Linked DNA regions of Homo sapiens: all the other regions are linked to region 3. The links are chromatin loops, found by intact Hi-C in ENCODE. Cell type or tissue: endothelial cell of umbilical vein. All regions are shown on one strand.

Region 1 (8,000 bases), 450 kb after region 3:
GCTTGGCTTGGTTGCTGTCTTCAAAATTGATGACTCTGGTTGCAAGTATGTCTGAAAAAAGGCCAGCTTAATACATCGTTTTAATTCTATCATAAAAATAAATGTAAATAATTAGACATTCGTGTTCTCTACATAAGAAGGACAGACTATAAATACATATAGGTTCTCTCAACTAAAGAAGACCTTAAGAATTATGCAGCCCAACTCCTTTATTTTTCCAAATGGAAACGTGAATTAGTGAATAAGTATTCACAGTAGTGCATTGACTTGTCCACTTTCCCACAACATTTGTAGCAAAGTAATGAATTTACTCCCATAGTAACTTAAAAGTTTAAAAAAAAATTAGTCAATCAATCAATCTATCAAATTGGTCATTTGGTATATCTGATCCAATGTTCTTCAAGACTCCTTCACCCTTGGCCCCAACCAAAACAATTTTCAATTTTCTCCAGTTGGAGAAAAAATTAAAAACAGACTCATTTGGTTTAAAACAGTTTGGACACTGAAGCCTTTCCCAGTGTCTTTAAGAGAATTGTTTCAGTGTTTCAGATTTCTGCAAACTTCCTCCTCTTACCCATGGTAAGAATATCCTTTTGCCCATGGACTGAAATATTTCTGATATTAAGTGTGCTCTCACTTCTTTAGCCCTCACTCACTACTTTGACCTCTTGATCATCACTGACATGCTAGCAATGTGGCTTAATTTGGAGAAAGGTTTAATCCACTGGGTTGTCCTCTCTAACTTGGTCAGCATCTAGCAGTAATCAGTGGCTGAGTTGACCTCATTTTTTTTTTTTTTTTTTGAGACAGGGTTTTGCTCTGTCACTCAGGCTGGACTGCAGTGATGCAATCATGGCTCACTGCAGCCTTGGCCTCCCAGGCTCAAGCACTCCTCCCACTTCAGCCTCCCAAGTAGCTGGATCTACAGGTGCTCACCACCACACTCACATAATTTTTTTATTTTTTGTAGAGATGGTTTGGCTATGTTGCCCAGGCTGGTCTCAAACTCCTGAGCTCAAGCAATCCTCCCACCTCAGACTCCCAAAATTCTGGGATTACAGGCCCAAGTCACCATGCCAGGCTGAGAGTTGACCTCATTTTAACTCCTACTTGTACTGTAGACCTCTCTGCATTCCTGTAACATCCTCCCTCAGACTCCTGGTGCAGGTAGTTCATCTGCAGAATCACCAACAAAACTGGCCACATGGCAGACTATCCAACTCCATTTAGCCACCTCCAAAGTCCCTCCTTAGAACAAATAGCTCTATTCATGCCACACATGAAGAATGACTCAGATACTGAACATCAGCCCTCTGTCACCACACTGTGCCACTGTGTTTCCCCCGATGTGGCCATCTTGAAGCTGTGCAGGGCAGTCATCCAAGGCAAACCCCTTTCAGAGTCCCAAACATTATTCTAGTCAAAAGCCCACATCCTTAGCTTTTCCAGACTGCCTATCTGTTTGGAGAGAAAACATGAAAACTCATGTGTCATCTGCCTCTCTTATTTCCTTTCTCATATTTCTGAAAGTCTCCCAGCTCTGCAGCCCCATAAGAAGAGCTTCAGACTTTTTCTTTCTCTACTCTATCCTCATTTCTTAGAATAAATCTGTCCCAAGGCCTACCCTCATTGATGGGCAGTATAAAATCTGTATGTTAAAGAAGAAACACCTTCAGCTGAGACTTCTGGATTTGACTTGATATTCTTTAGATAATCTTTAACATCTTACTGACTGCAAAATTCTGCTTGGAATAGTAAATCTCTTTGCACTTCATTTATAACAGTCCTAATCTCCTGACCACACTCGTGGAAAGATGGATGTTTCGGGCCCACTAGGAGGAAAATCAGGGGCAGCATGATACAAAAAAGTGATGGCACAATCTCTGTGGGGTGCTAAGAAAATTAATTAATTAATTAGTTTAATTCAGAATTGGTACATTTCAGGGACTGCAATCCTACCCTGTATTCTAAAATGCCATGAAAAGTATAAAGAAGCAGTTATTTCATATGAGAAGAATCAATCTTTGTTAGAAACTTTGTGTCCTAAGACAAACTTATGCTTTTCACCATTCGATAATGTTCCATCTGAGCTTACCCGTTGTGTAGGAAAAACAAATAGGGGTATTATGACCTGAAAAAACAATTTATTTAGGGGAGTTGGAGAGGGTAGAGAGTGGAATAAAAGTTGAATGGTAAAATATGAAACCAAGAGAAAACTGGGTCAAGTTTAACAAGTGGAAATGAGTAGAAAAGCAAGAATGATTTTTTAAGGGGCTTGAGAAAATTGAACATTCTAAGACAGATATATAAAGAAATTGGAAAGACTCTTGGGAACAACAGGAAAACAGCTAGAAATTATTTTCCTATAAAGTAATAATACTTTCCACATAGGAAGCTGGATTTAAGAAACTCTATTTTTCATAGAGAGTCTATATACCTTTCTTAAGGGGAATCAATGGTAGTCCAGTTAGGGAATTACGTAAATCTATCAAAGAACTGGAACACTTTTATTACTATGTGATTTGAAACACAGCACATGCGGCTTATCTAACAAACTTAGTAGAGCATATTCTTTAGAGTGTAGTGTCATTGAAATGCAAATGGTATTTGCAATGCAGAGGAGAAAGGTTTGACGTTATTGTTTTGCCCTTTGAGATACAGTGTGTTCCTAGCAGGCTGTTCTTTACCTTGTTTGGAAACCAGTTAGCACAGCTTCTGACTACCTAAATGCTCTGTATCATTTATTTTTGGTCTGTACGAGATTTTAATTTTATTACTTCTTTCATTTTTCCTGGTTTTCTTTTTCTGATAAATATTCGCTGGAGTTTTCTTGAAGTCTAATGAAAGAGGATATGTTAGCCTTGCATGTTTTACTAGATACATAACCACATAAAATATTTTGTGCTCATACATTTACTCAAAAATATTCATATAGTACCCAGTCCTTGCCAAGACCTATCCTAATCTATGATTTATGTAATTGGAATAGAATGAATGGCCCCTGACATCATGTGGTGTAAAGTCCACATGGGAGACAGCTATTACTCAAATGTCATGTGACTTTGTGCCAGAAGTACACCAATGTGAGAGACCCGAGTAAGCATAGTGGCATGGAACATTATTGTCTAGCATTTTAATTCTGCCTGAGCTAACAGATGAGAGATACATATCATGGAGCAAATATCATAAATATGTTTCCTTTTGAACGATCAATTTAAAAACTGTGTCTTTTCTCTGTATAGTCCTGAGCCAGAGCACATTGTTTAGTCAGAAGCTTTTGTACAGGACTCAATTATCTGGTGGTCCTGGGCATAGACTCATCTGGAAAAGAAAACAATTACAATAAATGATTCTCTAAGATATGTACATATTGGAAATAACAGTTTGCGTAGCAAAATCTTAAGATTTCAGTGGTAATTAAATATACCACAAATATATTTAAAGACTAGTGTTATTAATAAAAACCACAGTCTACTGCCACCAAGTGGACATTAATTTAGAGACCCCATTACTTTATACTTAGCCACACCGTTGGTCTTGGAATATCTCTATGGTTCCTGTGGAAATCAAAGTGATAGCCATCAAACAACATTCGCATCAAGTAGGCAGCCCTCACAAGCAAAGTTCTCTCTGGACATAAATTGTACTATTTCTGCAGACTCTGTTCCTAATGGAGTGTCTTTCTCTTCTTCATAAATGTTCTCTTTGTTACCCCAAATAGCAAAAATGAAAAACAAAAACAAACAACTTTTCACTTGCACTATAAAATTTAAAATAGAAATAATCTAATGTTCTGCCTGTACCTGACACTCAATGTGTTTTGTAGATTTCATTACCGTATCGCTGCTTCATCTGGTATTTTGCTCCTCCATTATGGTTCAACAGCTTTTCCCTTCTGATTTCCTATACTATTGTCTAAAAATCCTCATTGCTAGGTCCTATTAACCTCTAATTTCCTTTTCCTCTGAATGATTTTCTAAATGAAACAACAAGACATTTTCTACCCGTGTCTCTGAGATATCATTCTCATGACCCCAGAAAGTATGCATTGATAGTATCTAAACAACCTCATTGCTTCTGTTAGATCTCACCATCTCTCAGAATTGCTGCGTGATCAAGCTCTTCAATTCAGAAATTCTTCTTTCTGACCACAGCCTTCTATGATTTGATTTCTTAAGCTCCCATTTTACTTAGTGATGCTCTTTTTACAAAGAACACACTCTTGGGTGACTGGCGAGGTGGGGAGTGACTCATGATTTTTGGGTGGCTAATTTTGTTTAGATGAGTATAGGACTTAAAACTGGGACCTGAAAGATGTCATTAACCAAGTCAGAATACCTGATTTCAAGTGTAGCTTACAGAATTGAGGCTACACAGTCAGAGCTTCTTGGATAGGAATGAAGACCCCCTCTCCATTTGTTTCGCATTTTGACTTTTGTTTCTCTTTCCGTGGGACAGATCTCTTTCTCTCCTACTGCACACAGGCTACCTCCAGTGACTAGGGAAGATTACTATTACTACCAGCATCTCAGTCTAGCAATCCTCAGGGGTAAAAGTATTTCCTCCTATCAATGACCAAATAACAACCCCAGGGGACAAAATGTGATTGGTCCTGCTTGGGTCACATGCTTATGCCTTGGACCAATCATTGTTGCCGGGCAAATGAAGTAATATATTTGGTGAGGCTTGGGTCATATGTTTAGTTTTTGTGGCAAGGGCTCAGAAGGGAGGGAACCGAAGAGTTTACCAAAATGATTAGATAACCCACTTCACCAAGATCACTAATTTCTTTTTGTAAAACAACTTCAGGGGCTGCTTGATCTGTCACTCATGGAATTTCTGCCCTATCCTCTTCCCTTTTCCAGAAGGAATCCTTTGTTTAGCCATAATTTATGCTGTTTTATACTTTATCTCTCTTTCAAATTTTCCTTTAGTTTCTAATCATAGAAAACTCAGCAACGTGACTTCCCAATCCTAAATTATCAAGAAAATATTTGAATTGCCAGCTCTTCTTTTGAAGCAACTTGAGAGCCACCTTTCCCCTATCCCACCCTAGTCAAAGGAGAAAGAATTACTTGATAAAGCACACATTTATTGAGGGTGGCAGAGATTTCAGGTGAAGTAGCCGTCATTGGCTTAATCATTATCTTCAGGATTCTCTCTCATTCTACTCAACTGTGCTTTCTTCCCCAACTTTGATCTGATAGGCATTTCTTTGAGGCTATTGTGATAATTTGCAATTTCATAATCATTTAGGGGCTCTTTAATTGTCTCCCAATGATGAGCTTTTGAGAAATTGAAATTGAAATGGTTTGAATCAACCTAAAATTGCAGAAAACTTTAGTTTTATTAGCCTCCTCTGCGCCATACTTATGCAAAAAAAAAAAGTCTCTACAATACATCTATTAGAGAACAATTAGATGACCAGCAAGTTCACATCAATTTATTAAAATTAAATCACTAGGACATATTAGGAAACAATATTGTCAACCTCCAGTATTCTCCTCTCTGGGTCCTAAATTTATCACCTTTTAGGGCAAATTGGCTGCTCCATTTTGGATTCTGCCCAAGGCTCTCTTGATATGTAGACATTTCATTTGCATACAAAAAGGCACACTGCATGGCTTGATAAACCAACCATCTGGCCTAAGCAATTTATCTGGATTATTACTGAACTGTACAAAACTATGTAAATATATATTCCTAAAATTCCAGTTGCTCTCTTATCCATCTGCCTTACTGCCTTTCCCTTCAGCAACCCTGATTGTAGAAAGGATCATTTGCTCCCTCAACCCCTGACACACAGACACATGGATACATATGCACATATCTTCCTGCTCTATTGACTGTTGCTAGTGAAAGTCGAGTCATAAAGCCAGGCCAGTTGGTCCACTGCCAATGTATGCTGGTCAGACTCAGTCAGACTTCGTAGCTGATTAACATGCCTTATACTAATCTCTAGTTAAATCCCCATCACATTGTCTCATTTTTCTAAATGCTCATTCCAAAATGTTTGCATTCTCTTCCAGTCCTGGATTTCTTATTCTCGAAGGTAATCTATTTTATAAACTCAGTGCTAGGTTTGAATAAATAGTTTAATGCCCCTGTGTGTTATTTTTGACATTATAGATAACTTGATATAGGAACTCATTATATGATGTGAGTTTAGTTTTTTATAATTAAACTGTGATTGTGTGTCTAAAGTTCTTTTTTTTTTTTTTTTTTTGAGATGGAGTCTCGCCCTGTCGCCCAGGCTGGAGTGCAGTGGCACAATCTAGGCTCACTGCAACCTCTGCCTCCTGGGTTCAAGCAATTCTCCTGCCTCAGCCTCCTGAGTAGAGTAGCTGGGATTACAGGCGTGCTCCACTACACCCAGTTAATTTTTGCGTTTTTAGTAGAGATGAGGTTTCACCATGTTAGCCAGGCTAGTCTTGAACTCCTGACCTGAAGTGATCCTCCCACCGTGGCCTCCCAAAGTACTGGGATTACAGGCATGAGACACTGCACCTGGCCTAAAGTTCTTAATTAAAGGATCTCTTTAATTATTATTAAGCAAAACTGGATTTAGGAGATTCCAAGTGATGCCTTTAATTCACTACTCTATGTCCTTATTAATAAATACATATTTAAAAAAACCTATACAATATAGTGTATTTACAGCATGGAAGAGCAGAGACTCTGAAGCCAGACTGCCTGAGTTCAAATCCTGACACTTCTACTCAAATATGTGTGAGTGACTTTGGGCAATTTACTTACTCTTTCTGTGTTTCTATTTACTCGTCTACAACAATAATTTCTACCTCATCAAATTAAATTAAAAAAAAACGCTTAAATAGTTAACATTTGTAAATAGCTTAGAAAACACTACATTTAAAAAATAAACATTCCTAACCCACCTTCCACAAAAAGAAAGCCCACCTGCTTGGTCTTAATCTGTTGATATATAACTTTATTCCACACTTGGACTTAATGTGTTGATATATGACTTTATTCCACACTTATTCTTTCATCACAGGTGCAACTCCTGAAGTTAATACCCACTTTCTCACCACAATTCACTGACCCAACTCTTTTTACAGGCAGGTCTGCGTTTGAGGAGTTGCATCATCAATTTGGTTTATTTCAGTAGATGAATACATTGGAGTTTGGGGTAAAAGTTTTAGCCAATAATAATGCGTAACCATTTGGCTGCTTTTTAATATATCTCACTACAACATTGGCCATGGCCAGTGGCAAGCTGAGGATCCAGGACATCCAGCGTCCAGGCTACGTGCTCTCAGGGACACAACTATCAATACTGCATCTCCATGTCTTCAACTCCCAATTCTATCCACTACACTACCCACAGAAATTTGTATTCTACCCATAGTATTCCACCGAAACTGTTTTTCCAAAGTTATTGATGGATAATCTAATAGTTAAAGCTATCTTTCTTATTTTTACCACATCATTAGAACTTTGTTAGTTCCTTGTTCCTTAGATTTTATAACACTCTCTTAATTGTTGGAGTGTTTTTCTCATCATTTTTTTTTTGTCATCTTTATGGGCTCTTCTTTCTGTGCCCTCTACTTAAACCCTTACTTCACTATATGTTGAAATCCCCCTATTTATTCTGCCTTTAATCTCTATTCTTTTGAAACTGCAAATTTAGGCTCAATTTTCTTATTCACTCCCAAATTACGGCCATAGCCCAGTGGTAATTATGCCTGTATCATTTTTTCCCCAGATTACATCATCACGATACTAAATAGTTTCTCTGCACCTCTAGTCTCATCCCTTTCAAAGCCCTAAAGTAATCTACCTAAACAAATAGTGCTCTCATGGGTCTATATAATCTATAGAATAAATTCTAAATTATATAATAGAGTCCACATGACCCTCCACATTCTAGAATCTTTCTACCCCCGAACTTGCTCTGCAACATTTCTTGCCTTGCACATTGCTCTCCAACATCACCAAACATGTGGTACGGCTCACAAATAACACATATTGTTTTGTTT
Region 2 (8,000 bases), 780 kb before region 3:
TTTAAGCCCACTGATTCTTTCCTTGGCCATGTCTGATTTACAGGTGAGTCATCAAGGGAATTATTTATTTCTGTGCAATTCTTTTTTAATTTCTAACATTTTATTATATTTTTTATTTTTATTTTTGAGACAAAGTCTTGCTCTGTCACCCAGGTTGGAGTGCAGTGTCACAATCTTGGCTCACTGCAACCTCTGCCTCCCTGGTTCAAGTGATTTCCATGCCTCAGTCTCCCAGTTAGCTGAGGCTACAGGCCCCTGCCACCACACCGGCTAATTTTTGTGGGTTTTTTTGTTGTTGTTGTTTTGTTTTTTTGAGATGGAGTTTCCCTCTTGTTGCCAAAGCTGGAGTGCAATGGCACGATCTTGGCCCACTGCAACCTCCGCCTCCCAGGTTCAAGTGATTCTCCTATCTCAGCCTCCTGAGTAGCTGGGATTACAGGAACGCAACACCACGCCTGGCTAATTTTTTGTATTTTTAGCAGAAACAGGGTTTCACCATGTTAGCCAGGATGGTCTTGATCTCCTGACCTCAGTTGATCTGCCTGCCTTGGCCTCCACAGGTGTGAGCCACCTCATCTAGCCTCTAGGATTTTCTTTTTATTCTTTCTTAGAGTTTCAATCTCCTTGCTTACCTTACCTACCTGTTCTTTCATGCTGTTTTATTTTTCTTTAGAACCATCAACATATTAATTACGGTTATTTTAAATTCCTGGTTCTCTTTACCCTCATGTCTCTGCTGTATCTGAATCTGGTTCTGATGCTTGCTTCGCTTCCTCTCTTCAGATTGTATTTTTTTCTTGTCTTTTAGCATGCTTGTGTTTAATTTTTTATTGAAAGCCAGACATGTGACATCAGGTAGTAGGAACTGAGATAAACAGTCCTTTAGTGTGAAATTTTATGTTTATCTAACTAGGAGTTAGAAAGTGTTTAGTGTTTGTTATACCTGTAGATATCAGTCTTCAATAGTATCTAGTGTCCTTGCTTTTTCTCCACTGTTAACTTTGAGTTTCCCTGGAGATTTCATAAATGGATTTTGTGTCTTGCAGCTTGTTCAATTGTGGTTCACCGTTATTATCCTGGAGCTCTGTTGTTGTAGTGGTAAGATACTGGGGAGGAGAAGTGTTCTACAATAATACAACTAAGTCTTTAGAGGGGGTTCTCTCTCTCTCTCTCTCTCTCTCTCTCTCTCTCTTTCTCTGTGTGTGTGTGTGTGTGTACGTGTGTGTGTGTTTCCCAGTAGACCAAAGCCTCTGGTGGTACTTTTTTTTTTCTTCTACTCAAAGCATGACAAAGTTTTCCTCTGATCCTCACAATGAGAACCTGGTGAAGGTCCCAGAGGAAAAAACTTTAAAAAATATAGGATTCACTCCCACCCCAGACCAGGAATGGGTCCTGGGAGTTTTTAACTCTTCAGGCAGTCCTCACTTTGGTTCTAGCACTTATACTACTACAGCAGCAGGCTTCTCCTCCTCCTCTCCCCACAAACAATACAATGTATTTTCCGCTCTCTTCAGTTTTCTTGGCAGCTGTTTGCTCTGTGATGTCAATTCTCGTATGGATCTAAGAGCTATTTTAGGCTTTTGTCAAAGCCTCGATAATGAACAGAGAGAGCCTCTATAAAAGAAATTATTTTTATTTGAGAGTGAATATTGCAATGGGAATATACATGTCATAGTAAATAATGAGCATATTCAGGGAGGTAAAGGAAGACAAAGGTTCTTAAAGAGAAAGTGGGAAGGGTTATATAATTATTTTGAGATAATTATAGGGTTAATAGCAAGGATAGCACCAGGCTAAGGCTGCACAGGCAGTTGCCAAGCAGATATCCTCACAGAAGTATTATTTGTGTGTAAGCCTGTGATGGCCTTTGTGCAAGGTTGTGGTGTTTGCAGTCTTTTGTGATAGTTCTTGTTATTATGGATGCATGCACGAAAACCCTCCCCTTGCAGCCTTCTCCACCTCCATTTGTTAGGGTTTTTAACACAAGTGTGTCCATTTTTATTCTAATAACACATTCTATTTTTTTTCTCAGTTGGGTGAAGTGCATTTGTAGTTGCTCATTGAAGCATTTTATGATTTCTGCTTTAAAACTCTTTGTCAGATAGTTCTAATATCTCTGTCACTTTGGCATTTGCCATGCTTGTCTTTTTCCATTCAGTTTGAGATATTTCTAATTCTTTGTATAACACCAGATTTTTTATTAAAATCAAGACATTTTTGTGTTGTGTTATGAGACTCTCAATCTTATTTGCATATTTTCTTTTTAGCTGTATAATTTGACATGCCTTCAGCTGGGGAAGAGGAGCCACCTTATTATAACTAGGTGACGATAGCAACTCAGACTCTCCAATGGGTTTCCATTGAGACCAAAGGGGATGATGCCTTGTTACCTTAGACAGTGATGGGAGTTCCTGTTCCCCACCAGGTATCCAATGATGCTTTGCTGTTTAAGAGGGGTGGAAGTGTCTTGTCACTGCTCCCTAAGTAGTCTCCACTGATACTGCAGTGGGAATGGTGTTATTACCCTCTGGTGATGGTGAAAGTATTGACTCTATCCAATACGTCCTCTGACTCGACACTGGGGACGGAGAGGGAGTCCTTGTTAATGCTGGTGAGGGTGAAAGTCCAGGCTCTCTGCATGGTTTCCATTGCCATCATGGAAGACGTAGTACTGGAGCTGGCTATTACCTGGTGGAGATAGAGTTCCAGTTCCCTATGCAGCCCCCTTCAAAACCTCCCCAGCAGGGGAGTTGGGACATCTTTTTATAACCTGGCAAATGTGAAAGTCTAGGACACTAACTTGACAATTGTTGGTGGTGTCTGGTGGTAACAGAAAGGTTACTTTCTCAAACCTCTGTTTCCTTAGGCTTTCCCTTTCCTATTTGTTTGTGTCAAAGGAACAGGCTTTTGAGGGGCTTATTTTGTCTGCGTCCATTTGTCTGCTTCTAGGCTTCTCCAGCATCCTGCATGAAATATATGAGGCAAAAATAATACTCAGGAAGCTTACTGTGTTTCCAAATTTTTTGTTCTGAGACCCCTAACCAGTGTGACTTCTTTTTAGCTTTCAGGGTCTTCTTATATTTTATACATAATACCAAGAGTTTTCAGCAGCACATATCAGAAAGAACAGGGGAAAATATATCTAATGCATCTTCTTGGAAGTGTAGTTTTATCTAATTTTAAAAATGTAAAATATTTCAAATATTTAGACTATTATAGAGAATAATGTGAATGACATCCATAAACTATCCAATCATTTTACAACTGCTAATATTAAGCCTTATATACTTAAAATCCATGTTTTCTTTTGTTTTAATACATAAAACATTAAAGATACAGTTGAATTCTGTTCGGCACCTCTCTGTAATTTTTTTCCTTAATTTGCAGTGGCAGCACACTTAGTGTTTACCATTCCCATAAATAGCTAATATGTGTTTTTCTATATTTATATATACATATTTATTATACAGTAGTCCCCCTTTGTTCACCAAAGATATGTTCAAAGATCCCCAGTGGATGCCTGAAACTGCAAATAGTACTGAACCCTATATATATTATGCAGAAATTTATTTTACCTTTTTAAAAATTTCACAGATAGAAGGTTTGTTTTTTCCACAGATCTTAGCAACCTCAGCATATATTTTTTTATTTTCCTTATTAAGTCAAGAGCTTTCGCCTTTTCAGTTAAAGGAAATATACATTATGGCTTCTCTGTAGCATAGCAAAATTGTCAGCATCACTATTCTCGTGCTTTGGGGTCATTAGTAAGTAAAATAAAGGTTACCTGAACACAAGCACTGCAGTACTGCAACAATAAATCTGATAACCTGGATGATGACTAAGTGACTAAGGGGCTGGTAGCACGTAACATGGATAAGTTACACAAAGGGATGATTCACTTACAGGACATGATGCAGCAGTAACTGAGATTTTTATCAAGCTACTCAGAACAGTGCACGATTTAAAATTTATGGATTTACTTGGTGTGGTGGCGCATACCTATAATTCTGGCTCCTCTAGAGGCAGTGTGCTATGATTACCCTATATGACTGTACTGCAACCTGGGAAACATAGTGGGATCATGTCTCAAAAATAAAAAGATTTTAAACATTTATGAATAATATTAAGTTCTATTTGTTTCTAAACATAATTACTTAGGGTAAATTTTTTGATGAATTATATGTTTGTAAGATTTATTCATGCTGATAAGTGAAAAGTTTGTTGTTTAAATTTCATTTTTGATTGGCTAAATATTGAGTGATTTACTTATGATATTGTGTATAAGTGCCTTTTTCTTCATCTCTCTCTCTTTTATATTTTTATTAGTCTCAATGGAAGTTTGATTACGTTCAAATTTTTAATCCAAAGTCTCAGATTCATATACCTTCAGTCACTACTATGGTTTGAATGTTCTCTCTAAAACTCGGGTTTAAATTTAATGGACATTGTGACAGTATTAAGAGATGGGATCATTAAGAGGTGATTAGATCCTTTCTCCTTAATGGATTAATGCAGTTATCATGGGAGTGGGTCAGTGGTCTCAAGAATTCATCCCCTTTTTCCCACAGGTGATAGGTAATGAAGATCTTCACCGGAATTGGCCTCTTGATCTTGGACTTTCCAGCCTCCAGAACTGCAAGCCAAATAAACATATTGTGTATAAATCATCCAATCTGTGGTATTCTGTTATAACAGCAAAAAGTGAACTGAGACAGTTTATTCTTTAGGTAGGACTTTTGTTTTCTAATTGCCTAATGTCACTCAATCTCCAAAGTTTTAAATCCAAACTTTTAGATTTATAACTTATGGACTTAAAAATCCATTCCTATTAGGCTAGTCACTTTCTAGTCCTTTGAGATAAAGTGATGAACAATATGAATATGGCTTTTGCTCTTATCATATGTATAGTCTAATGCAACAAGAAGTTATTGAGAAACGTTAACACTGAAGAGTAATATGAAAGGAAGATTGCAGGATGCCAAGTCAACCTATACGAGAGAGGTATCTATGAAACAAAAAGAAATCCTTTCTGAAGAAATATTATTATATGAAACCTTCTGTTGGCCAGAATAAAGAGAAATCGGGTGGGAATATTCTAGGCAAAGTGAGAAAATGAGAAAATTCCCAGTGAAGTGTGGAGCACAGGATGTTCAAGGGACTGCAGAAAGGATGATCTTTTGATCATCCAAATCCTAATCAAATTATGGATGAAATGGCATGGAAAAGAGATAATAGGCAACCATAGGAAACATTTTGTTTTTTTTTTTTTCAAAACAGAAATAATGGGTGTAGATAGAGCAATACTGAAAAAAAACCCCAAATTCTATATTTTATATATTTGTCCCCTCCAAAACTCATGTTGAAATTTTACCCCCAGTGAGGCTGTATAGAGTTGTGGGGCTATTAAAAAGTAATCGGGTGATAAGAGAAGAGTTCTCATGAGTGAATTGATCCATTCATGGATTCGTGGCTTAGTTTACTAATGGATTATTACAGGAGTGGCCTGTAAGTGGTTTCATAAGAGGAGAAAGATACCTGAATTCACTGTATAAGTCCTCTCACCATGTGATGCACTGTACCACCTCAGGACTCTGCAGAAAGTTCCCACAACCCAGAAGAATCTTACCAGATGTGGTCTCTCAACTTCAGAGTTCTCACCCTATATAACTGTAAGAAACAAATTTAATTTCCTTATTGATTTCTTAGTTTCAGGTGCTCTGTTATAAGCAACAGTAAAATGGATTAAGACACAAAATTGGTGCTGATAATGGGGCTGTTGCTATTAAAGAATATCTGAAAATGTGGGATAGCTTTGGAATAGGATAATGGGTAGAGGTTGGAAGAGCTTAGAAGATAAGGCTAGAAAAACCCCGCATTGACTTAAATAGTATATTAAGGGTAACTCTGGTGAGGGATCAAAAAATAACAAAATGACTAGAGAAAGTTTGAAATTTCAAAAAGATTGGTTAATTAGTTGTGACCAAAAATCTGATAAAAATATAGGCACTATAGTCCATTCTAACCAGGTCTCAGATAGAACTGAGGAACCAAGGTATTGGAAGCTGGAGTAAAGACCAGCTTTATGTTGTTATAAATTGGCAAATAACTTGTCTGAACTATGTCCATAAGGGCTTTGTGGAAGGATGAACTTCAGAGAGATGAATACTAACATATCTAGCAGAGGAAATTACTAAGCAAAATTTAGAAGGAGCTGCACGTTTACTTTTGGCTGCTTGCACTGATTCAGCAGCAAAGAAACAATTTAAAGATAGATTTATAATCTGAAATGGAAGCAGAACAAAAAGTTTAGAAAACTCTCAGCTTGGTCATGTAAATAGTGAACACCTGTGTTCAGGAGAGGAAACCAAGGATGTGGCCCAGGGATCATTTGGTAATGGAATTAGCCCAGGGACACAAAAATGAAGAGTATAAACTATGGGGACTCCCTCCAAAAGAGGGGAGAGTAGGAAGGATGTGTGCACTGAAAATGCTTCTATTGGATACAGTGTTCAATATTTGGGTGATGGGTACACTAAAAGGCCAACCCCCACCATTACACATACAATACCCATGTAACTAAGAAGACTATGTGCTCCTTGAATCAATAATTTAAAAAAAAGAAGAGAGCCAGCTGCAATTTCTAGAGACAATGAAAGACCCCAAAAGCATTTCAGAAAACTCTGAGGCTTCCCCTCTCATCACAGTCTCAGAAGCCTAGGAGGGTAGGATGGTTTGGGGCATAGGTCCACAGCTTGCTCCATAGGCTTACTTTCCAGAGCCACTTTGAGATTCTGCTCCTTGAAATCCCATCCAGTGCTTCTTAGCCACACCTGCTGTTGCATAAATAGGTCCAGGTAGAGACTGATATTACCCTTCACTCAAGAAGATACAAGCCATAAGCCTTGGGACACCTACATGGTGTTAATTATTCAGGCTTACAGAAAGCAAGGGCTATGGCGGTCAGGCAACTTCCATGCAGATTTCAAAGGATGTCACTGAAAGTCTGGGAGCCAAGCCTGAGATTTGTCACAGGGGCAGAGCTACCATAGAGAGACCCAAATAAAGTGAAACAGAATGGAAAGGCAGGGTCAGAGACTTACCACTAGTGCAGTGCCTAGTGGAGCCATGACAGTAGGATTGCCACCAGGACCTCCGAACTGTAGAGTCACTGGCAATACGCAATACTTGCCTGGGAAATCTTCAGGTACTTGACTCTAGCCTGTTTGGGCAGCTGTGTTGGCTGCACCCAGTAAAGCCGTAGGGACAGGGTTGCTTGAGGCCTTGGGCACCTGACCTCCAGTCTGTCCAGGAAATGGCACATAGAGTCAAAAGAAATTGTTCTCCTCCTTTAAGATTGAATGTCTGTCTTTTGGAGTTTTGCACTTGCTTGGGGACTGTTCCTACTTTCTTTTGCCTATTTCCTACATTTGAAATAGGAATACCTATGCCAGGCTTGTACTATCATTGTGTCTTAGAAGTAACTAACTTATTTTGATTTTACAGGTTTACAGAAGGAGACTCTGAACTTTAAACTTTTGACTTGGTACTGGAACGCGTTAAGACTTTAGGGCAATGAGATTAGATGAATATGAAAAGCACATGAGTCTTGAGGGACTATGGGCAGAATGCTATGCTTTAAATATTTGTCCCTTCCAAAATGCATGTTGAAATTTAATCCTCAATATGGCAGTATTGAGAGGCGAGGTATTAAACAGATAACTGTGTCATGGGGTTCCTGCTGTCTTTAATGACTTAATTCACTCACAGATGAATAGATTCATGGGTTAATGAATTAATGGGTTATTATGGGATTGGCATTAGTGGCTTTATATAGGGTAAAAGAGAGACCTGAGCTGGCATCCCCAGGCCCCTCCTCATATAACACCTTGTACTGCCTTGGGACTCTGTGGAGTTCCCACCAGATGCACTCCCTTAACTCTGGATTTTCCAGCCTCCAGAACTGGAAGAAATACATTTTGTTTATTTATAAATTACCCAGT
Region 3 (8,000 bases):
TTATATGGTACATTTGTATGTGTATATAATAATTAAGATACATATTTTGAAGAAAAAATACTGAATCAATATATATGAGCATTCCAAAATTCGATAGGTATTGCTATATTGCTTATAAAAATGATATACAATTTAAAATCTTAAAATATTAAAGGCAGTGGATATGTATGATTTCCTATCCAACTTAGAATATTGCCTACATTTGTATTTTTGTGAATCGTACATGATTAGGATATTATTTGAAAAGGACACCTTTTAAGTATTAAAAAGCCATTTGAAGGTACTTTAACTTTGGCTGTGGAGGACTAACATACACAATAAACTCTAAATAAGCTAGAAAAATATTTATGTTTCAAGGCATCAGAGATCTACCCGGATAGTTTGCACTCAGAGTGAAGATATTGAAAAGAAGGCGCATGAAGAGATGTGACTGAAACTTTTTCAACATGAGGCATGTGCCAAAGCAGCACAGGGTCTGAAAAACGAAGTAGACCTATCATCAGTCTCCAGGGCATGGAAGAAAAAATCAATCTCAGGGCCTGCTACGGTAGAAGGGACATGGCAAATTCTCCAGGCTTTCAGATGTGACCAATTACATACCAGGAGTAACGACGCATCAAAACAGGCAAATGCTACAACCACTGAAACAGAGCTACGAGTAAGCTCAATTCCTCATTGGAATAAGCTAAGCTTTCCTCTGGAGAAAGTTAGTATTCAGAGTCACAAATTACTCCCAGCTTTTTTTTTTTTCTTTTAACACAAAAGGACTGGCATTCAGTAAAAAGTAACAATGATACCAGAATGTAAAATTAAATTATTAAAAACCAGAAAAAACATAAGAAACAGTAGAAATGGACCTCCAGGATAGTTGTATAATAGATGACAAGATGGACACTTTTATTGGAGGAATTGAAATCCAGAAAAAACAGAAATAGAAACTTCAGACATTCCTCTGTAGCAGTAAAAGTAAATATGATGGATCCAAACATATTAATTTGGAAAGATCTCATACATATTACTGAGTATACATAAAAGAAAAACTGAATTATATTTAGTTGTAATAAAACACTGCATCTTAATTATATTATTTACAGTAATATACAATAGTATGTGTTTTTGACCATTAAATGCACTGCAAATGCAAATGTGTAGAAATAGAACTGTAAGTACACAACACAAACCACTAAGTTTGGTAAGTTAGAAAGGGGATTTCAGCAGATGCTGGTCACTTTATCCATATAATCAGATTTGTTTACAAAGTGAAGGCATATCCTTTATGTAATATGAAAAGAATTGTTATACTAGAGAAATACCTGACTATAGGCTCTCTGTACTTAAACTCAGTGTCTGCCCTTCCTTGAGTCAGGGCAATGACAAATATAACAGAGGTCAGGTGTTGTTCATATTCTCAACTGTAACATTTTCATAAAGAAAAATCTATGTGGTGGGAAATGTTTAGTTTTCAACCTGTAGTTCTAAGTAAAGTCCTTTTCAGAAGGATGACTTCCTGATTTAAACAGAATTAATGAAATTATAAATATTTACAGAAAATGGCAGCTGTAGAAGACAGAAAAAAGAGCAGTTACTTTTTAAATATTTAAGTAACTTTCCTGTGATAGAGAATTTTAATATCTGAAAATTACTGGTTTTTCATAGCATCATATGAGTCAAGTTTTAGTCAACAAGATGTTAATGTGTGACAGCAGGATGCAATGGGGAGTAGAAATGATTATATTCTGCATGTGTATCAGGGTCTTTGACTCAAGTTCTTGGCCTTGGTAAAGAAATATAACCGATCTGGCCTTTGTTTACTTGTTCATGAAAAGAAAGGTAATGTGCTAATTCAGAAAAAGTAGAATTTGGAATTGAGAGCAAGAAATTTGGTAAAGTAATAACAGAGCTATAAATTCTCCATGTTACTTTGTTACACGTAAGAAAACAGATATACAAAAGTATTGGTCCTGCATTTACTCCCATTAGTAAATTCACTTATAATTATATATTATTAGTATTTCATGACAACAATTTTATAAAACCTGTTATTATGAATAAACTGACTCACACAGAAGATGTAGATAATCAAGATGAAATAATTTTTGTTGTTTATATTTCTGAAGCTGGTTCTCTTTTCAGAAGGTGGTGAATTGTGAATTTAGTTGTATCTAGTATTCTAAATAATATTTTTCAATACTAAGTGATAGCAGGATACTCAGATATTAAAAGCATGTTCTCTTTGTCATTAATAGCCTTGGACAAATATTTACCATGAGGGTTATTTTTCTTCTCTACAATGTGATGATAATGGTACCAGTTGCATTAGATCATCGAGAGACAACTCATGCAAAGCACTTAGCACAGTTCCTAATCATAGTTAGTACTTGGTAGATACTTGTTATAAAGAGAATTATTTCCAGATATATGATTGTAAGTATTTCACCCACTTTTATATCATATGTTCCAAATATTCTTTCCAATATAAAAGAAATATTTTAACAAAGCTAGTGTCTTCTTTAATATAGTCAACAAAAGAAACACCTGTGATCCTTAGGGGCAATCTGTAATGATGTATGTAGTTCTAAAATGTTAATATTGGTTAAGGGTCTCTTACACATTAAATTTTCTTGACTTTTTCATGAAAACATTTACAAATGTGTAAACAATGAGTACATTTGCAACTATTTGAATTTCAAAAGTAATCAAAACATTTGGCATCATCATTTTTTTCCTGTTAAAGACCAATTTTATGAATGTAACTTATGGCTTCTAGGAGGTTTGAAATTATCAATAGGGAAATAATTAGTAATTAATAAAATCAATTATATACTATATTATTTAATACATTAGTGAATGTTTATTATTTTATATATTACATATAATAATGAAAACTTAGAATCAGCTTAAATACCCGGAAGAGAAGATGGTTAAATACATTCGAGAACAAAGATAAAATACTACATAATCATGAAATTAATATTTCAAATGACTATTTAATGACATGTAGAAGGAATCAATGGTGAATTTTGTGTAAATGATGAGGGACAGAGAGGTGTCATAGGTAATTTCTAACTTATTGATTTGCAAAGTAAATGCATTGGGGTTGGAGATCATGAGCTCTATTTTGGTCCTACCTGAATAGATATGGCTGAATAAATTATGCAGGAGCTAGAGAACAAAACTGGGCTAAGAAGAAAATCAGTGGCATCAGCATACAGTGATAATTACAACCATAGGCACACCTGAGAAAATGTAGGGAGCTATGCTTTAGCTCTCCAGGAGAAAAGAAAAGATCCAAAAAGACTTCAAGGGCTTCAATTTAAAGAAAGCTGAAAGGTGAAATGTGGTTATTTTGATTAACATGGCATGTCACCATTCACAAAATAAAATGCACAACATCGCACTCGCTGTTTATCTGCAGTTACTACAGAGTCATTTTCCTATCCCTGTCTGGCATGAGTGTAATAGTTTGGCTCAAATAGGATGGATAAATAATTGAGACATGTTGATAGATATTTGATCAATGCCTGTAACACATGCTTTCCCACTCGTTGTAAAGTTCCATGCAGTGCATTAAGAGATAAGTAAATACATGCCTAATTCCAAGGTCGCAAATTCTCTACACACTTTATGCTGTGTGAAGTCTCTTGCCTAGGACTGGCTACTTTTGATCTGTTGTTTCATACACAGTCTTCATCTGTGCTGAGCCTGTAGATTAAAGCCTCACTTAAATGTCTGCCTGACTATTGTTGCTGCTTTTGTTTCCCCCAGACACTGATTTTCCAGAATAAATGATCTCATGTCTCCAAAGTGAGCTTCCCTTATACACAAATTTCATTTTTTAATCTTCTTAATTTTCTGAAACTTAAAAAAAATAAAAAAGACAAAGCTGAAGACAACATATTGGTATTTAAGAAACACTTTTGAAGGCAGAGAGAAGAAACAAGGGGAGGGGTCCCCTGTTGATACAAACTGCCCTGGAACCATTCTGTATTCATTCTTCCCCTCACTTAAGATGCAATCACAGTGTCTCCTGTGAGACTTAATTAAGCTACGGGCTCCCTCTGGCTGCCGCCTCCCATTTCTGACGTGCCTCATTCCTCTGAGAAACACAGAAGAATTTTCGCAGCTTTTCCTTCCTTCCTACTTTCTTTCTATTCCATTCTCCAAAGTATCAACCATTCTTGAGGATTTTGGAGGCTCTTTTTTTTCAGTAATTTTAAGAGAAAGAAGTGGTAAACAGAAGAAAAAAATGGATTAACACTGGGAAAATGTTACAAGCATGCAAATGGTACTAGGATTTTGTTTACTTTGTTTTCTCTTTTCATCTTGCTTCTTCAATAATGTATCTCTTGTTTTTATTTGGCAAAAAAGGTGTATCCATTTTTGGTATATCATTTACCCTCTGAGCTGATGATTGTTTTGTTTTTGTTTTCATTTCTGTTTGTTTGTTTTTAATATATGGGATTCTTCACTCCTCTGTAGCTTTAGACTTTTTAAAGAGAGGTGCAGATACCATCTATATTTGTTGAGCGCTTACTATGTGCTCTACACATAAGATCTTTATGTGTATCAACTAATTTAATTTTCATAACAAACACATTTTACAGTGAGGAAATTTAGGACCAGAGGAAATTGTCCCCATTCATACAGCTAGCAGTGAGAGATAGAATCAGGATTCAATGCTTGAACTCTGACACCTGTGACCTAGATGTTACCCACCATTCCCTGTTGTAAAAGTAGCTCCAAGCAATAACATTTGGTAATCAGCTTGAATGGTAATCTTATGTGAAGCTAAACTTCACTTCAGAGTAAGTTACAGCGAGTACTTCCAATGTTTCTCTCCAAACATATTCCAGTGAGATATTAACAGGTATTACAAGGGGAAAAGAGTTGCCCTGTAAGGCAAGTTTGAAAAGCTGAGATTAAGAAATACCAGTTTGCTTTCAGGTCTTTAAAACCCTTAATCTGGGCTGGGCACAATGGCTCATGAGGTCAGGAGTTGGAAGACCAACCTGGCCAATATGGTAAAACAACGTCTGTACTAAAAATGTAAAAAAATTAGCCTGGTGTGGTGGCACATGCCTGTAGTCTCAGCTACTCAGGAGGCTGAGGCAGGAGAATCGCTTGAACCTGGGAGGTGGAGGTTACAGTGAGCCAAGATCACACCACTGCACTCCAGTCTGGGCAACAGAGTGAGACTCTGTCTCAAACAAAACAAAACAAAACAAAACAAAAAAACCTTTAATGTGATAATGCACATGTAACTCTAGAGGTTGGATACATAATGCATTGTTTTCCAATCATATTTGATAAAACATACTTTTGGAAAAACATCAATTCATTAAGAGTTCAAATACCCATTTCAAAAACTCAAATTCAATTGTTTCTCCCTCTCTGACTAGCTCAAGAAAGTGCTGTTTCACACTAGAATATCCTTTCAAATCCTTCCCTCGCATCAAAAATGTTTATTCACAATGTGAGACTCGCTTTGCTTGAATAAGAATAAAAACCTTATTTTCAATTCTTCCTAATGTATTGTCACAGTATGTACCAAGAGAGTTGTTAGTTTGGGTAATACTAGGTACTATAACATATAGTCTCTAATACCTGAAATAAAACAAAAGTATTTCTGGCTAATGTCAGAGTTCAAAGCATTGCTCGATGTGCACAGATCACTGCTTTTCATGTGGTGATTCAGGTATGAGGCTTCTTCTGTTTAAGACCACATCTAATATAATTCTAGCTGTTGAAGGAAAAGTATGGGGAATGAACACCAACTTTTTTAAAAACCTTGGCCTGGAAATGACACACGTCACTTTGGCTCATATTTCACTAGTTTAAAAAAAAAAAACAAGAAACCACTAGTCGTATGTCCACTTCTAGATGCACAAAGACTGTGATGTACTGACTGAATAGCTATTTTTTAGGGATAATTTTAGAGGATATAAGTGGAAATACAAAACTGGGAAGACTATTTATCATCTCTACCATCAGAATTGCATATATTGGCCAATATTGCATCAATTTCTACATTCCTTTTTAACATGCAAAGCCTGTAAAGTGATACAGAAATTCCAAAGTTGATTCCATACATTTTTCAAATGATTACCACAAATAAAATGACCAGTTATTATCACTGCCATAGCACTATGCCAATAATGGATTGCAGACCGAATATTTCCACTGAATAAGGATTTTCTAACACATATTACCCAAAATAGCTTATAAACATAAAGCCTTTTTAAAGAAAATTTTGTGAAATAAGATATATTTACATATAGATTTATATTATTATTGGCTCTGTTTATTTCACAAAACTTACTTTACTTTTTCTAACATCATTCCACTCTTTAGAGATTGGTGAAACTCTATTTTAGATGTGACTAGTGAATCAAGTTAGTACATGATTTGATAGAATTGACCAGAACATAACTGATTGCCTATTGGGGTAGAGTGGACACTAGAAAGAATAGGGAAAGAGGACACGAAGCTGGGGCAGAAGAGGAAACTGAGAAGCGGCTGGGGCTGACTCAGCCACAGTTTACCAAAGAAAATTCATTATAAGGGTAAGATTCAATCTCCAGATAAACAGTCAAAATAAGAGAGCAACATAATCAAAGTAATTTCTTTGTCAACCTTTCACATATCAAGCTGGTCTTTCTCTTCATATCAATTATGCCACACTGTGGATTAGCCAAGGTGAGGTCTCCTATTTAGTTTGTCATCATCTTACCTAGCACTTGGCATAGGGGCTAGCATAAAATACAAGTTTAAATACTCTTTGAAATATAATGTGAATTATGAATGAATGAATGAATGAATGAATACATTGAACTTCAATGGCTAGTTGGCAAACAGAGCACACAACCAAAAATCTGGAGAAATCTACATTAATTTTCCCAAGGAAGAAAATGGTCAGAATGGGCTTATAGCATCCCATTATTCTCTCAAATAGCACCTGTGATATTATGACATAATAAGAAATGCATATTTGGTCTTCTTCCCCAGTTCCTGGCACAGAGCTCCTAACATTTTTGGGCTTTCCTGAGTGATGTGGTGAGAGGATCATCTCATTATTTATAATAAGTCCCTTTAAAATATACCTGAGTTTATGCAAATGAGGTGAATCTTGGAGAATGGGAACTGTTTGCCAACCAATCATGTGATTGGAGGGTTGGAAATTTCAGTCCCACCTCCTGCCCTCTGGGGAGTGGAGAGGCTCTGGAGATTGGGTTCAATAACCAATAGCTGATGTCTTAATCAATCATGCCTGTGTGATGGAACATACACAGAAATCCTAAATGATAGAATTCGGAGAGCTTCTGGGTCATTGAACACACAGAGGTTCTGGAACCAGTAAATGTAAGTAAAGTGTTTCCCTGAGTTCTGGGAGTCATTCTAGCAAATTATCAAACCCAAGAAAGGGGTTGTAGAAAGACCTGATTTGCAGCTGGTTGGTTGGAAGTGGGGAGGCCTGGGCTCAAGACTGGCATCTGAAGTGGAGCCAATCTTGACGGACTAATCCATTTACTTGTGGAATCTATACTAACTCCTGGTAGACAGCATCAGAATTAGACTGAATTATAGGATACCAATTAGTATTTGAAGATTTGGAGACTTGCTTAGTATGGAACAGACACACATTTGGTGTGAGAAGTGCCATGAGAATACAGAAAAAAGTTTGCTGTTTTTTAAAAATTTTCTAGCATCTATAACACAATCCTTTGTAATTGGCCTTCATCTCACGTTGCCTTTACGTTAAATAATGGCAGAATCATTTTAGTTTTAGTCAAAGTTACACCTACAGAATCTAACAGATTTTAGCACATAAAACTTGTTTCTTAAATAAATTCTGCCTTGAGGTGAAATTCCTATCTCAGTTCTTAGATGATTGATTTGGTTTGTTCTATGAAACACGATTTGAATGAATCCTTTTCTAGTTTCCAGACTTGGGACAGAATTCTGACACTAAAATGGCAAAGAGAAAACAGAGAAAAATTAAG

The links. Hi-C counts contacts between places; a loop is a spot of excess contacts. Peaks named below come from ENCODE experiments on the same cell type or tissue, not always from the same donor. Only the 100,000 strongest peaks of a DNase experiment are listed, where the experiment ranks them.
Region 1: it touches region 3 in a loop (7-fold over the local background); 5 of 110 quality-filtered maps call a loop at or near these places.
Region 2: a loop joins it to region 3, with 11 times the contacts of the local background. A loop is called at or near these places in 2 of 110 quality-filtered maps.

What each region holds. Positions count from the first base shown.
Region 1 is chr1:187,472,341-187,480,340 of GRCh38, reverse strand. It overlaps LINC01037 (long intergenic non-protein coding RNA 1037), which reads right to left. Exons shown (of 3, transcript NR_132374.1): 3 at 3,119-3,321. Among named protein-coding and RNA genes, the nearest start is that of LINC01037, 33 kb to the right of the region's middle. In endothelial cell of umbilical vein, a CTCF peak has its summit at 3,510 (motif pointing left); a DNase peak (open chromatin) is centred at 3,490.
Region 2 is chr1:188,702,854-188,710,853 of GRCh38, reverse strand. No RefSeq gene overlaps it. Among named protein-coding and RNA genes, the nearest start is that of LINC01035, 200 kb to the left of the region's middle. RefSeq lists an enhancer at 3,215-4,414. In endothelial cell of umbilical vein, a CTCF peak has its summit at 4,028; DNase peaks (open chromatin) are centred at 1,503 and 3,883; H3K27ac peaks cover 3,712 bases.
Region 3 is chr1:187,924,548-187,932,547 of GRCh38, reverse strand. No RefSeq gene overlaps it. Among named protein-coding and RNA genes, the nearest start is that of LINC03121, 290 kb to the left of the region's middle. RefSeq lists an enhancer at 3,801-4,302. In endothelial cell of umbilical vein, a CTCF peak has its summit at 4,098; a DNase peak (open chromatin) is centred at 4,047; H3K27ac peaks cover 252 bases.